Regions from separate parts of the Homo sapiens genome. Here region 1 is linked to region 2. Evidence: chromatin loops called from intact Hi-C (ENCODE). Cell type or tissue: GM12878. All regions are shown on one strand. Links, peaks and the distances in the headings refer to the core of each region. The heading gives the core; the rest is flanking DNA. Region 1 has its middle 17 kb from the start of LINC02052. Region 2 overlaps LINC02052 (long intergenic non-protein coding RNA 2052).

Region 1 (11,058 bases), core at 1,150-9,149, 53 kb before region 2:
CTTGGCAGAAGAGACCTTGGCTGGACACAGTGGCTCACGCCTGTAATCCCAGCACTTTGGAAGGGCAAGGAGTGTGGATCATTTGAGGTCAGGAGTTTGATACCAGCCTGGCCAAAATCACAAAACCCTCTCTCTACTAAAAATAAAAAAAAAATTAGCCAGGCATGGTGGCAGGTGCCTGTAATCTCAGCTACTTGGGAGGCTGAGGCAGGAGAATCACTTGAACCCAGGAGGCAGAGGTTGCAGTAAGCCGAGATCATGCCACTGCACTCCAGCTTGGGCAATAGAGCAAGACTCTATCTAAAAAAGAAAAAGAAAAAAAAGAGAGACCTCATGAGCAAAGCACTGATGTGTGTGGAGAATAAAAAGCAGTATTAGTCTTGATCATTTTAAATCTAAAGGGAAGATAAGATTGTGCAGGTAGGTGGGGGTGGGGCCATGGAGGAATGTGGATTTTCCTCAACAGGCCGTAGGGGACCACTGCATGTTGCAGGGTTGGGAAATCCATATAATTAGACAAGCGCTGTAGCACATGCTTGCAGGGATATGGAGGACAGTTGGTAGATGGGGGAGTCTGGGGACAAAGGGACCTCTCAGAAAACTAAGACAACAGACCAGGTGAGGGAGGGTGAGAATTTCACCAAGGGCAGGGCAGTGGGGCCCAATGGGACAATGAGAGATGGTGGATACAAGGAATGGCCCAGAAACAAAGTTAACAGGGTGGAGCAATGGATCATATGTGGGGAATGAGGAGGACGGAGTAGAACAGGAGACTGGGTTTCAAGAGAGAAGCCTGAAGACTGTAATGAATCTGCAGCATTCAGAGTCATCAGCCTGCCAGTGGCAGGTGGAGGCCTTGGAAAGGCTGGGCTACCGGGAAAGCACTGTTACTCTAGGAACAGAAGAATCTCCTGGAGAATTTATTAAAAATGCATACCTAACTTTGAGAGTCTGATTCAAAAGGTTAGGAGTGGGTCCAGGAGCTGCATTTTTCACATATACCCCAGGTGATGCTGATGCTGATCGTAGGGCCCTGGTTTGAGAAATACTTATGTAGATAGAGGGTCAACACACCTGACAGCAATAATTGAAGAATACACTCAGAATGGCAGATACACTTGAATGTGTGTTCCAAGCTAGGGAATCCAGGAGTGGCCAACCCGGAGATTCATTCCTTATCTATGATAAACTTCTGAGCCCCTGGCCTGTCCCATGAAACATGGTCCATACAGGGGATTGAGGCCTTGAGTTTTGGGTTAAATGAAGATTGCCAGGTGGAGGTCGTTAGGGGAGGCTGCTAAGTGACAATGTTATGTAAACTGCATGATGTTTGCAGGCAGTTGTGGTTTTCCTGCCCAACCCGCCACCACTGAACTGTAGGCAAGACAGATCTCTTTTCCAGCCTCCCACCACTGGACCACGTGTAAGGTGGTTCTCCTGCCCAGCCCACTGCCACTGGACTCTCTCCCCTCTATGTGAGCCCCTCATAAAACCCCATGTCTCATTTGCTGGCTCTGGGTCTCTTCTTTGGCCTCTTGAACCTGGTGCCTTCCCTATTGAGGTTAGTAGTGGTTCGATGCAACAGTAGACAGTGATGATCATACTAGTTAGTACATTTGGAAAGTCAGTGCATTATCTTTGTAGAAGGAGACAAAGGAGTCAGGGTCGTTAACAGGAGAATCCCATCTTTGACAGGTCAACCAGAGAGAGGACTCTAAGAAGGAAGAAGCAGACAAGTGAGCCATGTGTTGCAGGGAGGTGAGATGAGGCTGAGGGCGTTCTCCAGGTTGTGTTCATGAGGTCTTTATGAACTTGGGGTAGTAGAAGTCAGAGTATGGGAAACTAAGAAATGAATGGGTGTGAGGATGAGAAGGCAGGTAAGTGTAGATGACTGTTCCCAGCAGTGTGGGGGAGGGAAGAGAAGAAAGAAATGACTGTGCCACAGAAGGGGTGGGTGGAAGGGAATGTTCTTGCAGGAGGAAGGAGCCTAGAGGAAGGAGATGGTGGAGAGGGAGAGACAGGAGATGAGCCAAGGAGAAAGAGGGAAGACAATAGCAGAGCATAGTGATGAAGATCAGAGGCTCTTACATCTGCCTTCTAATCCTGATTGCCCCTTACTAGCCAGGCAATGTTGAACAAGTGACCTAATCCCTCTGAACTTCAGTTTTCTCATCTGTACAGCAAGGATAACAACATCCACCCTACTGGATTGCAGGGGAATTACAGCACCAGCACAGTCCCAATCACACCTGACTGGTGCTATTGCTGCTGCTGATTACGGCGGCAATCATGAAGTGAGGGAACAGATGTAATAATACTAGTACTAATGATATCTCACACTAGAAATGCAGAGGGCTTCACTTGTTTTATTTTATTATAAAAATGAAAAACTCAAATAATGAACACGCATATGCTCATCATTCAGATTTAGTAATTCCTAAAATTTTGTCACACTTGCTTCATTTTGTTGTTGTTGAAATGTTTTAAAGTAAATCCTAGCCCCCCTATTATTCTGCCCCTTTACACCTAAAAAACCATGGATTTAAAAAACACTTCTTACATAAACACTATGTCATTACATACCTAATAAATTAGCATTAACTCTTTGGTAGCATCTAATATCCAGTTCATAATCAAGGTTCCCCAGTTGTATAAAAATGATTGGTTCCATTCGAGATCCAAAATCCTGCATTTGGTTCTTATATCTTTGAATCTCTTAATTTGTAACTGTCCCTCCTCCCCTTTTTAAAGGTATTGGATTATTGAAAAAATACAGTGAGTCCATTGCTGGACAGAACGAGCTACACTCTGGATTTGTCTTCCTCACATTGTCCCTTAACTTGTTTCCCTATGCCCCAAAATATTTTCAGCTACAGATGAACTTGAAAGGCTTGATGAGACTCAACTCTTGCGGGAGCTAGCACAGTTCACACTGAAGCCTTGTACTTCATTTGGCAGTGGTCTCAACCTTGGCATCTCATTGGAATCAGCTGGAGGCAGTTTTTAACCATCTCTATGCCCAGGCTACATCCCAGGCATTTAAAATCATAATCAGTGGAAATGGATCCCAGACATCAGTAGTTAAAGCTCCCCAGACAATTCCAATGTGCAGGCAAAGTGCCACCCATTGTATATTTCATCTCATCGGCAAACCCATAGCATTGTTGATGCCATTGTTAGCGATCGTGATAAAACTGAGCAGCAGGATCAGCTTGTGGCAGCTTTATCTCTCCATGGAAAGTCCCCCATTAATAAACCGTCTGATTGTTTCATCTGCTTATGATTTTTGCCTAAACCAAATGGGATTGCAAAAAGATGACTTTCTACTTCTGCACTCTATTCAAATTTTTAAGCTTTTATGAAAAAGAACTTTCCCTTATCAACCTGGGCTTTTTGCTTACCCTGCAATACAATCCAGGCAAGGCAAAATAAATGCTCAATTTTTTTTCCAAGGGGTTAATCTCAAAAAGAATAATCGTATCTCTTTCTGAGATCGTTTGAAGGAGATGGGGTTGAAGACAAACATTCTTTGAGGTGGAGATCACAGTGGGAGGAGGAGTGGGAGGCACATCATAATAGGAGGTCAGGTCACCCTCAGTGAGTGGGGTAGGTGGGAAGAAAATAGAAGCCTGGAATACGTGCTGCTGGGAATGTGGCAGGCAGTTAATTATCATGGAAAGAAGGAGTACCGAATGGCCAAAGATCCAGCTGGGATTAGAGTGTGAGTTTGTGTTGGAACCAGGGATGGCAAATTTCTACAGCAGTGTTCAGCAGTGGAAGAGGATTTACCCAGCCTGGCTAGCACTGGAGTTGCCTAGGTGGGGACTGAAGGATATGGGGGTGAGGGAACTAAGGACCCAGGCAAGGCCACTGTGACAGCAGCGTCACGGTTTCTCAGTTCACATGCGTGGTTTCCCCTGCCTAGAGCATTCTCATGCGGCTGACCTCACCCTTCAGGACTCATGTCAGATGCCCTGGCCTCCAGAAGCCATCCCTGGCTTTCTGTGTCTGAGCAGCTCCTTTTCTGTGCTTCCACAGTCCCCAAAGCCGCCCTATCACAGTTCATATCACCAGCAGTCCAATGTTTACTTGGTTGTGTCTCTTATTAGACTGTAAGTTCTAGTTGAAGCCAGTTGAGTCCATGAGAGAAACAATGTGGGCTTTGGAGAGAGGGGGGTGTTGAGAAATAGCAGTGGCAACAGAAAGAACTCCTAAGAAAACATCACTAAAAACGCCACTATTGATCTCGTAACTGAGGGGGACAGCACATACATAAACTCATGCTTTCAAGTTTTTAAAACATGGCACAGATTGTGCCGGCCCCTTGCACAAGCCCCTCTGAGATGTTTCTAACACATTGGGAATAAAATTGCAAAGGCTCTCCATGCCCCCTGAGGACTTCCAGGCTCTGCTACTGTATTGTCCTGTCTCACTCTGCGCCTGCATTAGTGGGCTTCACGCTTTCTCAATCTCTCCCCATATGAGCCACTGTAGAGCCTTGGCTCTTGCTGTTCCCTCTGCCAGGGAACACTCTTCCCCCAGATATCAGCCTCCCTCTCTCCCTCTCTTCATCTGGTCTCTGCTGAAATATCACATCCTCAGAGACAACCCTCCCTGACCACCCCCTTACTCTCTGCCATTATCTGGCTTTCTTCTTCACGGTGCTGACCACCACGTGGCACTGTATTACTACTCAGCTGCTGATGGCTTACTGTCTGTCTCCCCAAGCAGAATGTGACACCACGATGGTGGGACCTTGTTCTTGTCCCCGCACTGTGTTTTCAGCACCTAGAACAGTGCCTGATGTGTGGTGGATATCCAAACATTATTAGTTGAATGTATGAACACACACCAAGTGCCTTTGAAAGGCAAAGAAAAATTTGAACTAGGAATGGGGTACAAGTTTGTCAGTACCCACAGCACCCCTTGAGCTCCACGGGATGAAGCACTGAGCCCCAAACAGGGGCAGGGCCAGGGCTGGAAGCAGCAGCAATGAGGTTCCATCCTCAGCACTGAGAACAGGGCCAGGGACATGGGATGGGTGAATGGAAGAAACAAGAGCCATGAAGATGCGTGTGAACCATGGGAAGTAGCCACTATGCACAGGGACATTGGGCACGGACACATGTGTTCAGCAAGTGTGGATTAACCCCACCCACACACCTATGGTCTCGATACTGAGTCAAGCACAGAGATACCTAGAGGAAGAAGACAGAAGTCTTCTCAAGTAGCCCGCAGAATAGAGGGGAAAACTGAGACATCAACAAGTAAAATGAGGTGTGACTGGTGCTGAAGTGGCCATATGATGTGGTGGTTACAATAAGCAGTTTGGGCCAGAGAGTAGCTCAGATTATGACTCAACCACACACTATCTGAGTGAGCTTAAGCAAATTATTTAACTTATTTTACAGAAGGGGAAACCAGTGACAGATTGGTTTCCTATAACCAAGGACAAATACCTGTAGATATGCTCAGTAAATCTCACTAAACCAATTATAGATTGGTTTCCCCATCTGTAAAATGGACAGCAATAATACCTATTTCATAGCATTGTGAAGATAATATGAGTGTGTGTGTACATAGATAGATAGATAGATGATAGATAGATAGACAACAGTACTTGGTACATAAGAAGTACTATATAAATGTTGGCTGGTATTTAATATTATTGTAAGAGATGTGTATATATGTGGAGACAGTGAGGGCACAAAGCAAGCAGGGGCAATGCTACCTGGGGTGTGGGAGCGGGCAGAGAAGACTCATACAGGGGAACCCCTGGAGCTGAAGCATGAGAATGAGTAAGTCTGCCACCTGCAGGGGAGAGGGGCCGTGTGAGGGGAGTGGTACGGGGGCTTGGAAAGCACTTGATCATATGTGGAACATCGGTTCAGAGGAGACAAGGGTGTAACAACCTGTCACTGGCAGGAGCAGAGGGTCTGGCCGGAGCAGAGCACAAGGCTTAGACCACCTCTGGAAGGGGCCCTTCCGAGGGGCCTGATTGCTGTTTCCAGCCTGTCCAGTGGAAGCAGCCACAGGATGGCTCCATGTCCCCAGAATAAACCAGGGCCCTTTGCAGCCTGACTGATTTTTCAAAGAAAGAAATGCAATTTGCTGGTGCTGGACAAGACATTAATTTTGTTCTGTGGGCTGCATGAGTCATTTAGGAACAAAGCACGAAATGTAGATACACTTTCCACAGCCTCTGCATGTCACTTCATGCCTGCCCAGGGCTGGACATTATTTCACGCAGCTCAGAAGACACACCATGGGAAAGGCCAGGGCTGGGCCCCTCCGAGCTGGAGAAACTGTGTCATAGACCCCCTGGGTCCAAACTCAACCCAACCCCATTTTGCAAGTTCAAAGAGAGAGGGGAACAACTGCCTCCTTTCATTCCATGGTGGGATTTTGGAGCCAGCAGGTGTGTGCTCCCACCTTGGCTGTGCTTCTTCTCATGTGACCTGGGACACCTCCCAGGACCCCTCAGCTTATCAGGCTTCCCATCTGGAAAGGGTGTGCAGGGACCTCGAATCAGAGCTATGATGAGGATGAATGAGATAGCACAACACTAAGGGCAAATACCTGCAGACTCAGAAATAGTGCTCAGTGAATCTTCATCCTGCTCCTCCCAACAGGTGTGGAGCACGGAGAAGATGGTGTCCTTTCTTATGTCTCTCCTCGAAGCCTTCAGGCCAGCCCCTTCCCTTCTCTGTACCTCAGTGTGGATCTGTGAGAAGAGGTACTCGAACCTGGTTGTCTCTAAGCACTCCATTGCCTTCCAGCGCTGTAGTCTAAACTGCTATGACTGCGAACAAACTTGCCTTGGGTGATGTAAAGAATGTGTTTGTGCCACTAATGGCTCCCAGCAGGTGTGAAATGAATCCAGGTTGTTGGTTCCAGTGGGCAGGTATTATTTGAATTGACAGTTACGTATTTAGGTTATGTATTTAGGGCTGAATCACAGACAGAGGCTGGAGAGAGGAACTAGCCCCTCCTGGGAGGAATGTGGCCCCTCCCAAGCCTACTCTCAGGCTTTATTGGTCCCCTGTGGGAAGAAGATGAAAGGACATTAGCTGTGTCTCAGAACAGGCGGTTTGTACCTGCCTAGAAGCAGAAGCAGAAGGAAGGCCCTCCCCACTCAGAGCTGTGTGACAAAATATCAGCCTTATTTCAGGCCCAGGACAAATTCAGCCTCCTCTAAGAAGTAGGTAGCCTGGCCTTCTTGAAAAAGCACATGTTTCAGACTCAGAATCTTGTCCTGGTTGTACCTCTTACTGGCTATGTGACTTCTGAGCAAGTTATTTAACCTTTCAGAACCTCAGTTTCTTCATTTGCAACATAGGGGTGACAATAATCCCATTCCTCACAGAGTTGTATAGATTAAACAAGGGGAGTATCCTACACATAGTAGGTACTCAACAAATGGCAGCTGTGTGAAGCCTTTCTAGGGCCCCCTCTGGTTGCAAAATCTCATCCTTCTCTATATTTCTATGATAATTGCTCAGTGGCATACTAGAGGCTCAGGACTGGTCATAGATTTGCCTTCATCTCTGTTAAATTCTAAGTTTCTAGGGAGTGAGGATTGCTTTAATTCACATCTGATCCCCCAGTGTGCCTGGCACAGAGTAGGTGTTCAATTAAAGCTTCCTGAATTAAATGGGATTCAAACTCCCAGAGAAGAAACCATATTTCTCTCCTTGCCAACCTCCTCGAACCAGCCTCGCTTCCTGGCTCCTGCTGTCTAGCCAGGTGCCACTGAGCCTGTGTGAGTGTGCAGGCCTGGCCCTCAGGACTGAATATGCCATGGGGACCCAGATCACAGGACAAACTTGTGCAGCGGGAAGGACTCAGGCCAGCCATGACCTGCCCAGGGGCCCATCTTCTGTCTCTTTAGCAATAAATCGTGAGGTGAAACAATCAAGCCCACCACACTCTGTTTAGGCCAAAGTAGCTGTTCTCGTCGTTTCTAATGGAAGCCTCCAGCAGAACATCACAGTTAATTGCAAAGAACGGTGAGTCACACAAAGCGGCCTGGAAGGAGAGGGCAGCCACTGTGAAAGGACAAAAAGTCCCACCAGAAGGCAGCCTAGGACCAGCTCCGGTGTCCGGGGAACTGCAGGGCATTCAGGGCGAAGGGCAGAGAATGATCATCATACACATGCTACCCCTTTAGGTGCCAGGGACCAAACATAGGTGATCATTCTATAATTGCCTTTTATTATTGTATTTGGGGGTTTTAAAAATACAAAACAAGTGCAAATAATATAACACATCTGTATACATAATTATTTCATCCTTGTGGCTGTGCTGTGGAGTGAGACATATCAGCCTTATTTATGGATATGAAAACTGAGACCTAGAGATCTTGTGGTTTGCCCAGTGTGCCAGTGGTAGCTGCACGATGTGACCAGAGCTGTCTACCACCAAAGCTCTTGCTTTGTTCTCTGAGCCATGGTGTGGTCCCATCTCCCACTCAGTGTGGGAATGGCCTCTAACATCCCTGACATTTGTCTTGCAGCCATGGTTTAACCTTTTCCAGCAATGAGGTGCTGATCACTTCACAAGCATAATCCTCCTTAATATCTAGCACTTTGATGATCAGTATATGTATATATCAGGCACTATTCAATGAAGCTATATTGAGCCTTTCTAGGACCGCTTCCAGTTGGAAAATGTTTTTTCTCCACACTTCTATGGCAATTGGTCAGTGCCATAGTACAGCAATATTAACCCTCACAAATACCCTCAGAGGTGGGTACTATTATTTCCTTCCCTTTACAAATGAGAACAGAAAGACTCGGTAACTTACAAAGGTCATGTGACTGTTATACAGTAGGGCTGGGACTTGTCCATGGTTGCTGCCTCCTAACGCAAGACTCTTGTCCACTATTCTGTCAGCCTCCGAGAAGTAGCCTACGTCGCTGCTATACTGCTTGGTTTAAAAGATTTTCCTGGCCAGGCGCGGTGGCTCACGCCTGTAATCCCAGCACTTTGGGAGGCTGAGGCGGGTGGATCACGAGGTCAGAAGATCGAGACCATCCTGGTTAACACGGTGAAACCCTGTCTCTACTAAAAATACAAAAAAAAATTAGCCGGGCGTGGTGGCGGGCACCTGTAGTCCCAGCTACTTGGGAGGCTGAGGCAGGAGAATGGCATGAACCCGGGAGGCAGAGCTTGCAGTGAGCCGAGATAGCGCCACTGTAGTCCAGCCTGGGCAAAAGAGCGAGACTCCATCTCAAAAAAAAAAAAAAAAAGATTTTCCTTAGTCTGATCCAAATCTGCTGCCCTAGAACTTCTACCCATCGGTTTCAGTTTTGCCCTATGATGCAGAAAGATTCTAGTCCCTCTTAGATGTGTTAGTGCTTCAGCTAGCTGCCCACTTGACTCTTCCTCTCCATCTGAATCTTCTCTTTCTTTGTTTCTGATTTCCCTCTATCTCCTGGTGTTGAAGTGCCTTGGTGGGGGCACAGAGCTGGCCCCAGTATTCCAAACATCATCAAAATGACTCTCCAGATTGACTGAGCTTATTGGGAGTCATATCACCCCATGGGTCTTGAGTTGTCTAAAACCTCATTTTCTGTTGAACATGGTGAGTCATGCGACCCTCAACCTGTGCTTATGCACTTAGCTATGAGTCAGGGGGCTCCACGGTCCCACTGGCTCTGCTCTTGCCTCTCCAGAGGGTTCAGTTCAGCAACTGAGCCTCAGCACAAGAGCTTCTACACCACCCCTTGGGGTACATGCCTTTTCTGGTCTTCCTGTTGTTCTGAGAGCCCCATAAGGGTATCCTCATAGATGAGGCTGAGTGAGAGCAGAGCAGAGCACTGATTCACAGCATGACCCCGGGTTGTGGATCATGGGCATGTGGAGTGAAACTCTGTCTCACCTCAAGGCTGCATAGGAAACATACTTAGGGCTATTGCAAGCAATATGAAGGTACCACTCATGGGAATAATGAGGATGGATTGCAAGCTGTCTGATCTGATTCCTCAGCACTTACTTGAATACATAGAGGAAGTTCTTCTCTTAGCCCGTCATTAAGCAGCCATGTCTTGAGGGAGAATAAGGGAGATAGCAGAAAAGTCCTTTGACTTTTTGATCTCTTGGTGACTTGACTCTTCTATCTTGTTGCTTATTTCTAAATAATTCAAAGAATGCCAGGGAAGGAAGTCGTCCTTGGTTTTGGCCAAGTCCTAAAACATGATCTATGCAGAAGAGGAAATTTATTAGAAAGTTATCAGAGAGTTCATGGAAGTGCTGGGAAGTCTGGAAGACTGCTTGGAAACAGGAAGAAATCAGGACAGGATGTACTTGACAGGGTGTTGCTTCTCCCCTCTTGGCATCTTTGTGTTACTCTGCTCAACATTCAAAGTCCCAGGGGAGAATATTATTAGTTGGGCTTAGGTCACATGCCCACATGGCTGTACTGGGATGAGAGAGAAGGAATCCGATGAAAGGAGCCCACAGTAACCCTTCTGCTTCTGTTATTTGGGGGCAAGACACACCAATCTGTCATACACCAGTCTGAAAACAATGGGGGAGAGGATTTCCTAAAAGGAAACTAGGATGTTATTTACTTATTTTTATTTTTATTTTTTTGAGATGGAGTCTTGCTCTGTCGCCCAGGCTGGAGTGCAGTGGTGCAATTTCAGCTCACTGCAACCTCTGCCTCCCAGGTTCAAGTGATTCTCCTGCCTCAGCCTCCCCCCATAGCTGGAATTACAGGCATGTGCCACCATGCCCAGCTAATTTTTTTTGTATTTTTAGTAGAGATGGGGTTTCACCATGTTGGCCAGGCTGGTCTCGAACTCCTGACCTCAGGTGATCCGCCCACCTCGGCCTCCCAGAGTGCTGGGATTACAGTTGTGAGCCACCATGTCCGGCCCTAGGATATTTTCAATTAAGAAAAGAATGCTGGATAGCCAAAGTGAAAATACACACACACACACACACACACACACACACACACACACAAAACCCCGTCCATAAAAACTGGAGCTCAAATAATTCGTAATTATTTAATAAAAGAAAAACATCAGAATCTTTCATCTTTGAAGGCAC
Region 2 (12,212 bases), core at 2,511-10,510:
ACCAACTCAGATAAAAGTCTGTGATTTAGGGTGTTAACCACATCCTAAAGGAAGGGACCCTATCTTCACAGAGTGAAGTGCTTCTTCCATGGTAGGTGCTCCCTAGTGGGCACTAACATGCATTGCAAAGGTCTTGACTCCCTATGCCCGCTCCCATAGGTCCATCTACATGCTTTGTCCCCAGTCCCCAGTCTTACATTCTTTCCCTTTTCAGGCCCCTGGCCAACCAGCCTAGTCATTTTTCATAGCCCTGAGTTATATATTCCTACTTCAGGCCACTTCTCTTCCCACAGAAAGTGAATGACCTTGTGCTCAGTCTAATGAGAGGATTCCTCTTTACCATTGTTTTTTGGGACCACCCTGAATGGGACTACAGTAATACACCAGCACATCCTCTACAGTCCATATCTTGCACTGATCAAATCTACTGGCTTTGTATAAGTCCAATCCACCTGGGAACAGCTCTTCTGGAATTCTGGTTGGTTTCTTCACCACTTACAAGATAGACTAGAGGAATGGTGTCTAGCAGTTCATTTTTGGCTAGCACCCCCAAACCAAGCTTATACTTCCTTGAACCGGTCTCAGTCCTTTTTTTTCCCCCTCCATCAGCTTGGCTGTAAGGCATACTCCACATGGCCACAAGTTTTGTCTAAGGGAGAGACATTGGTACAACAGTGATGGATGCCCTGGGGTCTGGGCCATCTATTAGCATAGCTTACATTCACCCTCTGGCCCTGCTCACACCTAATCCCAGATGTACTGTTCCCAGCTTGCCAACTTTATGGCTTGGTAGGTTAGATGCTACTTAGCTCGTGCTGGGTAGCTTTGGCCACATGTCACTTGTCAGATGCTCTGTCTCTATTAGGGAAGTGGCGTGCCAGGAGCTCTTTTCAAACAGTGTTAAGGTCTCCTCTGCAGATGGCATGGCCTTGCTCCGGGACTCTGGGGTCTACATTATGATTCTCTTGTTGGAGCTTGCCATAAGCTCCACGTGGTGAATTCTTCCACCACAGATAACTAATATCAATAGGGTCTCCTCAATCATTTGGCCCAAGCAGTATGGCATTTCATCTTACACCTGCTGTGACTCAGAGCTGACAGCCTTCCATGTTACCTGGTAAATTGGTCAGAGCAATATCACTAAGTACTGCCTCTAGAACTTGAAGAGGCCTCCCAGGCATGGGGCTTCTTTCTTAATGGTAAGAGGTGAGATGCAGTAACTTGTCGTTTATCTCTGGGGGATGTTGCTGCATGTCCAAAACCTCTGGATCCCTAAATATTTTACTTATATGACTGTGATACATCTTTTTCAGGCATTACATCAGGTGGCACATGATGTTGACATGTGTCATTACTAGAGATGTTAACTCTGACCACTTGGTAGAGACAGTATCTTCAGGTTTCTCTTCTGTGAAGTTTGAGGTTTCCCCCAGTAATTAATAAGTATCAGATGAAGAGGTGCATTGATACTGGTACAAATATGCCCTTTATCATCCTACTTTACCCACTGATTTTCGTATTCATTGGTGATTGTTGCCAATAAAAATTACTACCATGGTATTTGCCAGATGATGATTTTTCCATTTCCACCTTTCCATGTGTATTAATTGAAATCTTCTATAAGGAAGAACTGTTCCTTCTCCCCCATTTCTTTATTTAATCAATTATTTTATTTATATCACTAAACAGAAGTGAATGAATACAATTCATTACCATCATTGCTCAAACGATCCCAGATTTGGCCACTGGGAGCTTTTTCATGGTGCTCCCATCATTTTTTGAGCACTTCTCTAAAAGTAAACACCACTTATTGCAATTGGTTAAGACCACTGTTTCTTTCCATTGCAACTTCTCCATCATAGTCTTGCTGATGCCAGGTAGTGTTGTAGTGTCCATGGACATTTTGGGTATATTGGTTAAGGGGAGGTTGAATTGGCACATATTAATTTACATCCATTGGGATATAATTATGTGTTTGGAAATCACTGTCACTTTCACGTATAAAGGAATTGTTATTGGCTGTCTGGTATAGGTTTTGGTTTGTTGTTGTTGTTATTGTTATTCTGAGATGGAGTCTCATTCTCTTGCCCAGGCTGGAGTGCAGTGGCACAATCTCAGCTCACTGCAACCTCTGACTCCTGGGTTGAAGTGATTCTCCTGTCTCAGCCTCCCTACTAGCTGGGATTACAGGCGTAAGCCACTGCGCCCAGCTAAGTTTTGTATTTTTAGTAGAGATGGGGTTTTACTATGTTGGCCAGGCTGATCTCGAACTCCTGAACTCAGGTGATCTGCCCACTTTGGCCTCCCAAAGTGCTGGGATTATAGGTGTGAGCCAACGTGCTCCGCTGGCTGTCTGGTATAGGAATGGCTTCCAGGAATACTTCTGTTCAAAACGTGTAGGACCCAAATTTCATTTTAACATGAATGTGTCTTATGGCACCCAGGTAATATTTGCAGGTAACATTTGGTCTACCATTATAAATCTGTTCAAGCCCTGACACATAGATACAACAATCTTTGAGAAAACGTAGGCCGGGCGCGGTGGCTCACGCCTGTAATCCCAGCACTTTGGGAGGCCAAGGTGGGTCGATCATGAGGTCAGGAGTTCAAGACCAGCCTGGCCAACATAGTGAAACCCCGTCTGTACTAAAAATACAAAAATTAGCCGGTGTGATTAGCCAGGTGTGGTGGCACGTACCTGTAGTCCCAGCTACTCGAAAGGCTGAAGCAGGAGAATCACTTGAACCCAGGAGGCAGAGGTTGGAGTGAGCTGAAGCCACACCACTGCACTCCAGCCTGGGTGGCAGAGCGAGACTCCATCTCAAAAAATAAAAAATAAAATAAAATAAAAATAAATTTTAAAAATGTATTTTTGAAGATTCAGAAGAGAAATTCAAAGACAAATAAGTAGCAAGGTGTTTACTTACAAGTTTATAAAGCTCAACAAGCCATTTGAATTCAATTTGGAATGACATTTTTGGAACATTTCAAGAAAAGAAATAAGAGTACAGACTCCCAATTTTGGCATTTACGATGGGTATAATCTTTTGTCATCTTTAAGTGTATTTATTCAGAAACTCAGAGAAATTTCAGAGAAAAAGTTAATGGAGCAAAAAAGAAAAGAAATGAGATACATAGAAATTATTCAGACATCAAGGATAGAATTACAATAAAATACTGTTTAATCGCATCAAAAGCAGTAATTCAGTAAAAGGAAGAGATAACTTTCCAATAGAATAATAGTGAATAGACTCCCAGATCATTTAATAGTCCAGTTAATGAAGAGAAGTGAATCATATGAACACACTGGAGAAAGATTTACATTTCCTACTGTCTCAATATGAAACTGGCTCTTCTGAGGATAACACACAACTCCTCATGTATCTCCACAATGAGAACGGGGATGACTAACTGGTCAATGAATCAATGAGTCATTCTCAAGTCAAAGAGTGTTTAAGGAGATAGCTGCAGAAGGCTTGCAGTCATACAGGAAAGATATTCTGTTAAGTTTTCCCCAAATTTACAACAATCCTAAACATTTAAATGGCATGTTTAATAATGAGTTGTGAAGCTAAAAGAAACTTTTGAAAAAATCAATGAGAAAATATTAATAATTTGAACCAAACATGCTAGACGTCAGACTGAATTGTCTTCTCTCTGCAGAACTATTACAAAACTGTTGCCATTTGAAGAAGTGATCTAGAGAGTGTGTGACCCAGAAAAGCAGAAAAATATATTTTAGTCATATGTCAGGCAGTTAATAAAACATTTTTCTGAATTTTGTGATATTCATGGTACTTATCAGCATTTTTAAGATTTAAAATTTGTTGTGATTTCTTTAATCATTCTAAATAAATGGTGACTTTCAAATCTCACTTTGAGCTAGGTGTGGTGACGTGCACCTGTTAGTCCCAGCTACTTGGGAGGCTGAGGCGGGAGGATTGCTTGGGTCCAGGAACTCAAGGTTGCAGTAAGCTATGATCATACCATTGCAGTCCACTCTGGGTGACAGAGCGAGACCTCCACTGTAAAAAAAATTTTGTAAGCCTCACTTTGTATTCATAATTTGATATTCTTTTTCTTTAAAAAGGTCCCCAAATTGTACAACTTTCAGCCCTCATGAAATCAGAATTTGCCTCTTCCTTGAGATCTCAGAAAGCACAAGTTCCCAAAAGCATGCCCCACCCTTTGGAAAGGGCTTCCCCCGACCTGGGGATCAGAGTCATGACTGTGCCTCCAGTGCATGCAGGCACATCACATGCAGGAAGCTGGTAGGGTCATGTCTTTCCCTCTTTCCCACAGGTGAGAGGAAATCCCAGCAAAACAGCTTGCAAATCTCCCACTGTACAGTCAGGACCTCTACCCCTCACTTCCCATTCATTAGACATAAAATGATTGCCGTATTTATGTGTGTGTGTCCAACAGATCTGCAAGAAGTGTGACTCTCTGCTGCCAGTTTGATTCTCCAAATGGAAACTGGTGGTGGTGGCAGCCGGGGGTGAGAGAAGAGGGTGATGACAAGAAATTGTATCAAGCAGAAGGGCTTATTAATATCAATATTTCTCACCATGATAAATGAGTGTCCTGGGGGCTCTGAGGGTCTGACAGTTTTCATTTGCTCCAGATGAAGTCCTCACAGGGCCTCTGCTTTTCCAGCCTGGGATAGATTTGCTGAAATCACAAACCCACAGCAGTCTCAAGACCATGGGTTCCTATAAAATCACATGTAATACACAGGATTAAACAAAAACCACCCCAGTATGGTGTTTCCATCTTTCTAGCTCATCATTCTGTCTTTGGTTAGAGTGAAGCCTCATTTTTCTCATCTTAACTCCTGTCCTGTTTCCTTTCCTAGAGTGCCCTTCTCCCACCTCTACCTTCCCCAACCATAACCTCCTTCAAGAACCGGTTCAGATAAAGCCTACTCAGGTAACACCCCTATAGCCCCAGCTCTCTCCGTGTGTCATGCTTGTCTTTGTCTTTTTAGGCCACTATCATGAAATACCATAGATTTTTCACAGTTTCACATTTATTTTTCACAGTTCTGGAGGCTGGAACATCAAAGATCAAGGCACCAGCAAATTTAGAGTCTGGTGAGACCCACTTTCTCGTTCATAGATGGCACCTTTTTTTGCTGCATTCTCACATGGTGAACTGGGCAAATGGGCTCCCTTGGGCCTCTTTCTAAGGGCACTAATCCCATTCAGGAGCTCTCCAGTCTCATGACCTAATTACCTCCCCAAAAGATCTAACCTCCTAATCCCATCACCTTGGGAGCTAGGATTTTAACATGAATTTTGAGAGAACATGATCATTTAGACCATAACATTGCTCTCTATTCCTCTACAAAAGGGCAACTCTTGCTCTATGCCTCAAACTTAGCTATTTTTGTACCTAATTTATCGCTTCAGGACTGAAAAATTTTTAAGGTCAGGACCCAAGCCTGAGTCACCACTGTGTCCCCACTGGGATCAGCACAGTGTCTGTGCTTGATAAATAAATGTTAAATGATTGGTTCCATTGACCGTGAGCCTTAATTTTTCTAGTGTGTACAAAGCACTCAGCCCAGGGACTGAGACATAGCAGATGCTCAGTAAATGGTAGCAGTTTTTGTTTCTATAACAGCTTTCAATGCAGCTCTAAGATGAGCTAGATCCAGAAGGGAAGGCACTACTGAGTTGCAGTGAGGAGTATTCTGAAGCTGGGCTGCCTCCCTTTAAATCCTGCTCTGCTGCTTACTGGCTATGTTTCCTTGGGCAAGTTATAACCTATTTGCACTATAGTTTCCTCCTCTGTGAATAGGGGCAATAATTCTGAGCTTTTGTGGGGATTAAATGACTTAGCACATACAAAACACATGGAAGAGGATCTGGCAGCCTGTTTAAGTGCTATGTCAGCACTAATTATTACTGTTACTGCTACGATTGTTATCTAGTGGCTCAGGACTGGTGCCATCCATTTCTCAAAATCTCCCAGAATCCAGCCCCTCTTGGATTGGTGCATGCAGGACTGTGGCCTAATTCCAGGCTATGACATTGGGATTTAATAAAAAAAATATATTTTTCCTCTTCCCACCCCTCCCCGTTTTCTGGCACATAGCTCATAAACCCCTTGTGACAAGTGATAAGTGTCATTCTGCATGCGAGTGAGATGACCAAGGGCTGGAGGCTCCTGGACAGCCTTGGGGTGAGGACTGGTTACCAGGGGAACTCACCATGTGGTTAGAGAGTTGGAACTTTCAGTCCCACTACACCCTCCCCCGCCCACCGCCTCAGCAACCAACCTCCAGGGAGGGGAAAGGGGGCAGAAGTTTGAGTTAATAACTAATAGCTAAAGATGTAAACAATAAGCCTCCATAAAACCCCAAAAGGACTGGACTGGTTTCTGAGAGCTTCCAGGTTGTTGAGCACGTGGAGGTTCTGGGAGGGTCCACACCCAGAGAAGGCATGGAAGCTGACCCCTTCCCCATACCTTGCTCTTTGCATCTCTTCCATTTGGCTGTTCCCGAGTTGTATACTTTGTAATAAGTGGGATTTCCACCCAACAACAATTCAGCCACACTGCTTCACACATCTAGAATCCATCCAAAATTGTAAAGGCTTTGTGGCACTACAGTGAAACAGGCAAGAACATCTTCCAAACATGTAAGTAGAGTGTTTCCCTGAGTTCTGTGAGCCATTCTAGCAAACGATTAAACCCAATGAGGCAGCTGCGAGAACCTTCCGTGTAGCCAGGTCAGAGAGAAGTTGCGGGTAACCTGGGGACCTACTACTCGCGATTGATGTCTGAAGTGAGAATTGGTCTTGTGGGACTGGGATCTTAACCTGTGGGGTCTGCACTAACTCTAGCTACTGTCAGAATTGAATTAAATTGTAATTCAATTACAATTAAATCTACAGAGAATTAGAGAATTGCTTGATGTGGGGGAAAACCCCACACATTTTGGTGACCAAAAATGTTGTGAGAGTACAAAAGAGAGCATAAAGCAGTTTTTTGTTTTGTTGTTTTGTTTTGTTTTGTTTTGTTTTCCTATAGACAGACTATGTCTCTTCTCCCGGGCCCCTCAAAAGGTGCTGCCTCCCCTTCTTCTCTCTTTAGCCAGCACAAGAGCACACAGGAGGCCGGCATAATCACGAATTGCAGCTGTCTGAAGGGCAGTCACATAAAAGAGGAGAAGCTTCACCTTTGCTTCACAAGGCACATCTTGAACCAGGGATGGAAATTACAGAGAGGCCAAAACCAGCTCGGTGTGAGCAGGACTGGTAACAGACTGGCCAAGCAACAGAAGGGGCTGCCCTGTGAAGAAGCAAGCTCTCTGTCAATGGGAGGTGCAAGCTGAGCCTGCACTACCTTTTGTCACGGTTGCTATGGAAAAGATTAAGAGCCCGGTATTAACTATCTATTGCTACATAACAGAATACCACACAACTTAAAAGCTTAAACAACACATTTTTATCATGTCACAATGTTTGGGGTCAGGGATTCTGGAGTGGCTTAGCTGGGTGGGGTCTCCGGGTTGGTCTCTCGTGAGGCTCCAGTCTAGATGTTGGCTGGGGATGCAGTCGTCTGTCAGCTTGGCGAGGGCTGGATGATCTGCTTCCGGAATGGCCCACTCACATGGCTGTGGGAAACAGGCCTCAGCCCCTCTCCATGTGGCTTCTCCATAGGGCTGCTTGAGTGTCTGCATGACATGGCAGCTGGCTCCCTGAAGAGCACGTGATCCGAAAGAGAGAGCAAGACAGAAGCGCAGTGTCTTCAACAGCATATCTTTGAAAGTCATATTCCACCGTTTTCACTACATTCTATTGATAAGTGAGTCACTCAGAATAGCCTACATTCAAGAGGAGAGGAATGAGGCTGCATTGAAGGGAGCACACTGCAAAGAATGTGTGGATTTATTTTAAAACCACTATAAGCCCCTTCAGTGCTGAGTTATTGTGATGCCTTATGCATTCCGAAGCCAAACGTGGATGTGATTTTAATTAGCAGCGATGCTAAGCTCTTTTGCTAATGCTACTAAAAAACACAGGAGTCTCTGCATTGTTCCATCCCCAGTAGGTAGCTTAAGATGCTCTATTTAATTCAGTACAATACAGATTTATTAACCACTCTCTCTGTCTGTAGGGCCTGGCTGTTCCCACCTCAAACCACTTCTTAGCTTCATTTGTTCTCATAACAACAGGATAGCCCTTCCTCCTCTGGGGGCCTGGGCATCAGCAAGTCGGATGGCAGTGGAAGGTGGAGAAATGGAATCCTGCTGGGGGCTCAGGAGGCCTGCCCCCTGATGCTGCCGTGCACTGCAGATGTCCTTGATGAAGAGAATGAATGGAAGGTATTGGAAGGGAGCTGAAGTTCAACAAATGACCACCTAATGAAAAAGTCAGCAGTGGATTGCTTGAGATCTTGAGCACCCTGTACTGTTATTAGTATTTATAAACATGTTTGAAAGATGTTCCCTTCCTTCACTGTAGTGCCAGAAAGCCTTTAACATATTGGGTCCGGTCTAGATTTGTAAGGAAGTATGGCTGAATTGTTATCGGGTGGATACAGTTTACATGTTTAAAGGTTAGTTTTGTTTAATAGTCAGATTTCTATAGCCCAGGGGACGAGGTGGTGGCTACAGTGCAGAATGGTCTCAGGGGGACATGTATGTATAATGCAATGGCATCTGTTTATCTTACAGCTGTCTTTCTCAATGGCAAAAGGGCATACTGCTGTTATTGTCAGTGAGGGGTCAGTAGGTAAGAGAGAGAGAAATGGTAACAGAAAGTGCTTCCTTAAGTGAAATTAGGGGAGTGTGTATGTGTGTGTGTGTGTGTGTGTGTGTGTGTGTGTGTGTCTTTGGGGTGGGGGAGTGGTAAATGCATATTTAGTTAGCGAAAGTGCCAGGCTTACAGTATCTCTAAAATTAATGCTCATAGCGGCCATATAAATAAGTATTATTATTCTTTTCAGTTTAAATGATGAAACTCTGGGGATCAGCGTAAAGTAAACCAACATACTGCATGTAAGTATCAAGTAAATGAGCAGAGACAGCCCCTGGTTTACAAACACCTGACTTAAGCATCGTCCATCCTACAGGTAAATTCCTCATTCTTACTGCTGTGAGAACAATTGTTAGGAGCCAAAAACTTCAGAGCTTTCAAAGAACTGTAATGAGATAGCACAATGCAGGCAAAAAGCCAGTGTTAACGGAGCAAGAAACTTCCCAGTTCTGACATTCACAGCATGACCTAGAGCATGCGGATTCCCCTCTCTGAGTCACTGGTTTCTCACCTGCAAAAGAAAGCGGGGTGCGTGTATTTATGGGAGTAGGGTGGGTTTTGGCTAAGCACAGGAGTCATCTGGGTGGCTTCATACACAGATAAAGGGCTCATCCCACCAGGTCGGGCTTTTGAACCCGAAATGTTTGGCGTGACGGTGGGGGCACCTATTCTGAGAAACTACCTCTCCAGGGGTTGCAGTCACACAGCCCTTGCCAATCAGTGTCTGGGAACCAGGGACCTGATCATCTCTAAGGTGCCTCCAAGATCCAGCACTTAATTCCATTTTAGGACAGGGAAGGAGGAAGAAGCTTCGAGAGGCTGGAACAGTTGAGGGAGCGCTGACACGGTAAAGGCCACTTTGCTCATCATCACCAGGCGTGCTGCCGAAAATTTCCACTCTGTTTACTCCCAAGACCTTACTCCTACTATGTGGAGACACATTTGAATAAAAAATTGGCCTCTTTTCAAAGTCAAAATTCTGAGCCAGCTTGAAGGGATTGTTTTTGGTCAAACCTGCATCAATTTGGGCATCAAAATAAATAATGCTACCAATTTATTGCACCCTATTGAATAGAATAGCAAGTCATGAGTCTATGTTCATATAAATAAGTAAAACTGAGGAGAAGGGAAAGCTCTCTTTTATAGTAGAAATCCATCTAATAGGTGTAGAAGAAAATGATAAAGTTAGAAAATCACCATTTGGCCACCATTGTAGTAATCATGGATTCAGCTAAAAATCATCAATGGATGCTGGAACAAATGAGTGAAAGTTTAATGAGGGTCAGAATATTTATATGGCCTCACAGTGTATCCTTATACAATTCTTAATAATTACTGACAAAATTCTTACTAACTTTATGAGAAACCTGGCAGAAACCATCTTCACCTGGTAACAGAAGCTAACAGCACTGCTTGGGTCAAGTGGGCACTGTGTGCCACCTGATAGGATGGACCGAGGACACGGCACTGCTTCCGTGGCATTCCTGCCAAACACATGTGAAGTGCCCAGTCTCAGGACCAAGACAGGAGACGTAACAAATGAATGCAGTGTGTGGTTGTGTATTGCATCCCAAACCAGAAAGGAAAGGGGGTAAAGGAAAGATGGCATTGTTGTTGTTATTTCTTTCTTTCTTTATTTTCTTTTGAGAGAGACGGAGTCTTGCTCTGTCACCCAGGCTGGAGTGCAGTGGTGCGAACTTGGCTCACTGCCACCTCCACCTCCCAGGTTCAAGTGATTCTCCTGCCTCAGCTTCCCAAGTAGCTGGGACTACAGGCATGCACCACCACGCCCGGCTAATTTTTGTATTTCTAGTAGAGACAGGGGTTTTACCATGTTGGCTAGGCTGGTCTCAAACTCCTGACCTCAGGTGATCCACCTGCCTCGGCCTCCCAAAGTGCTGGGATTACAGGTGTGAACCACCGAGCCCAGTCTTCTTGTTGTTGTATTTCTATAAAAAATATTGGGATAATCAGCAAAAGTTGAGTGGAGGCTGTAGATTAGAGAAGTGTGTTGTGTAAACATTAAGGTACTGATTTTGGCCAAGCGTATTGAGGCTATGCAAGAGAGTGCTCTTGTTCTTAGTAGCTTGTCTCAGTCCATTTTCAGTTGCTATCACTGAATGCCAGAGACTGGGTAATTCACAAAGAAAAGAAATGTATTTCTCATAGTCCTGGAGGTTGGGAATTCCAAGGTGTAGGGGCCACATGTGGTGAGGGCCTTCTTGCTGGTGGTGACTGTCTGCAGAGTCCGGAAGTGTGCAGGGCATCACATGGCATGGAGGCAAGTGCATGCAAGTGTCAGCACAAGTGTGTCTTCCTCTCTTTATAAAGCTACCAGTCCCATCACGGGGGCCCTGCCCTGATGACTTTATCTAATCCTAATTACCTAGACTCCACGTCCAATCAACATAGGAATTTTAATTGGATTTCCTAACCTCTTAATACCATCACAATGACAACTAAATTTCAACACATGAATTGGGGGGCGGGAGGCACATTCAAACCATAGCAGAGATGCACACAGAAGTATTTGGGGATATGCTTGCAACTTAGTTCTGAGTGGTTCCGAAAAATAAATATGCGTGTATACATATGAGTGTGTATGTGTGAAGAGACAGAATAACACTGATATGTTTTAAAACAGAGTATCTAGAAAATCTCTTTTGTAACTTTTCCATAAGTGTGAAATTATTCTTTTTTTAAGGTTAGAAAAAAAATTTAAAATCAAATACCCTTAGGTGGGGTTTTGGGTCATCGATCATTTATATCTTACTGCGAATTAGTCTGATCAGATTCCTTCCATTTTAATGAGATCTTGAAACACTTTCGGGGTTAGAATAGTCAGGCAAAATAGCGGTGCTACCATGGAAAACCTAAAAATCATAAAAATACCCAGAAGTGAAGGACAAGGACCCAAGGAAGAAGGTAGAAGAGAAATTCAGAAAATGAGGCAAGAGTGAGTGAGTAGTAGTCCTCAAATTTGCCTGGAGCTGAGAAGACATCAGCCTGACTTCCCTTTCTCGGTCATGCTCTTTTCAAACTGGGCTGCAAATGAGAATCAGCCGGGGTGCCTAAACCCACCCTGCACGGTGAAATCAGAAACCTGGTGGGGAGACTGAGTGTCGGTGTGTTTTGGAAACACCCAGGTGACTCCAACGTGCAGCCACAATGGCGCGCCTCTGAGCTGTCCCATGGAGTCAAAGGGCACTTGCTGAACCAACTAGGACGGCTTCCCACTGGGCCTCGCTACTGCCAAATGCCTGTGGTTAGTTTATTAAGATAATGTAATACATTAAATGCCTGTCCCCCTCTGACTCAGTCTTCACAGGATCACCAGGCTGTTCTTTCTAAAGCATGGGTCTAATCATGCCAGTCTCCTATTCAGAAACCTTTCCTGGATTTCTCATGTCCTGGTCCTGACATATGAGGCTTCCCACACTGTTCTCC

The links. Peaks named below come from ENCODE experiments on the same cell type or tissue, not always from the same donor. Only the 100,000 strongest peaks of a DNase experiment are listed, where the experiment ranks them.
Region 1: a loop joins it to region 2, with 2.2 times the contacts of the local background. A loop is called at or near these places in 2 of 110 quality-filtered maps.

Annotation. Positions count from the first base shown.
Region 1 is chr3:186,505,625-186,516,682 of GRCh38, reverse strand. No RefSeq gene overlaps it. Among named protein-coding and RNA genes, the nearest start is that of LINC02052, 17 kb to the right of the region's middle. RefSeq lists enhancers at 4,667-5,096, 5,657-5,746. In GM12878, for the core only: CTCF peaks have their summits at 2,236, 5,809 (motif pointing left) and 6,011 (motif pointing right); DNase peaks (open chromatin) are centred at 5,202 and 6,114; H3K27ac peaks cover 983 bases.
Region 2 is chr3:186,452,517-186,464,728 of GRCh38, reverse strand. LINC02052 (long intergenic non-protein coding RNA 2052) reads left to right here. Exons shown (of 8, transcript NR_033844.1): 4 at 7,099-7,388; 5 at 8,125-8,565; 6 at 8,684-8,741; 7 at 8,956-9,293; 8 at 9,555-9,748. Among named protein-coding and RNA genes, the nearest start is that of LINC02051, 18 kb to the left of the region's middle. In GM12878, for the core only: no CTCF peak of the experiment used is centred there; no DNase peak of the experiment used is centred there.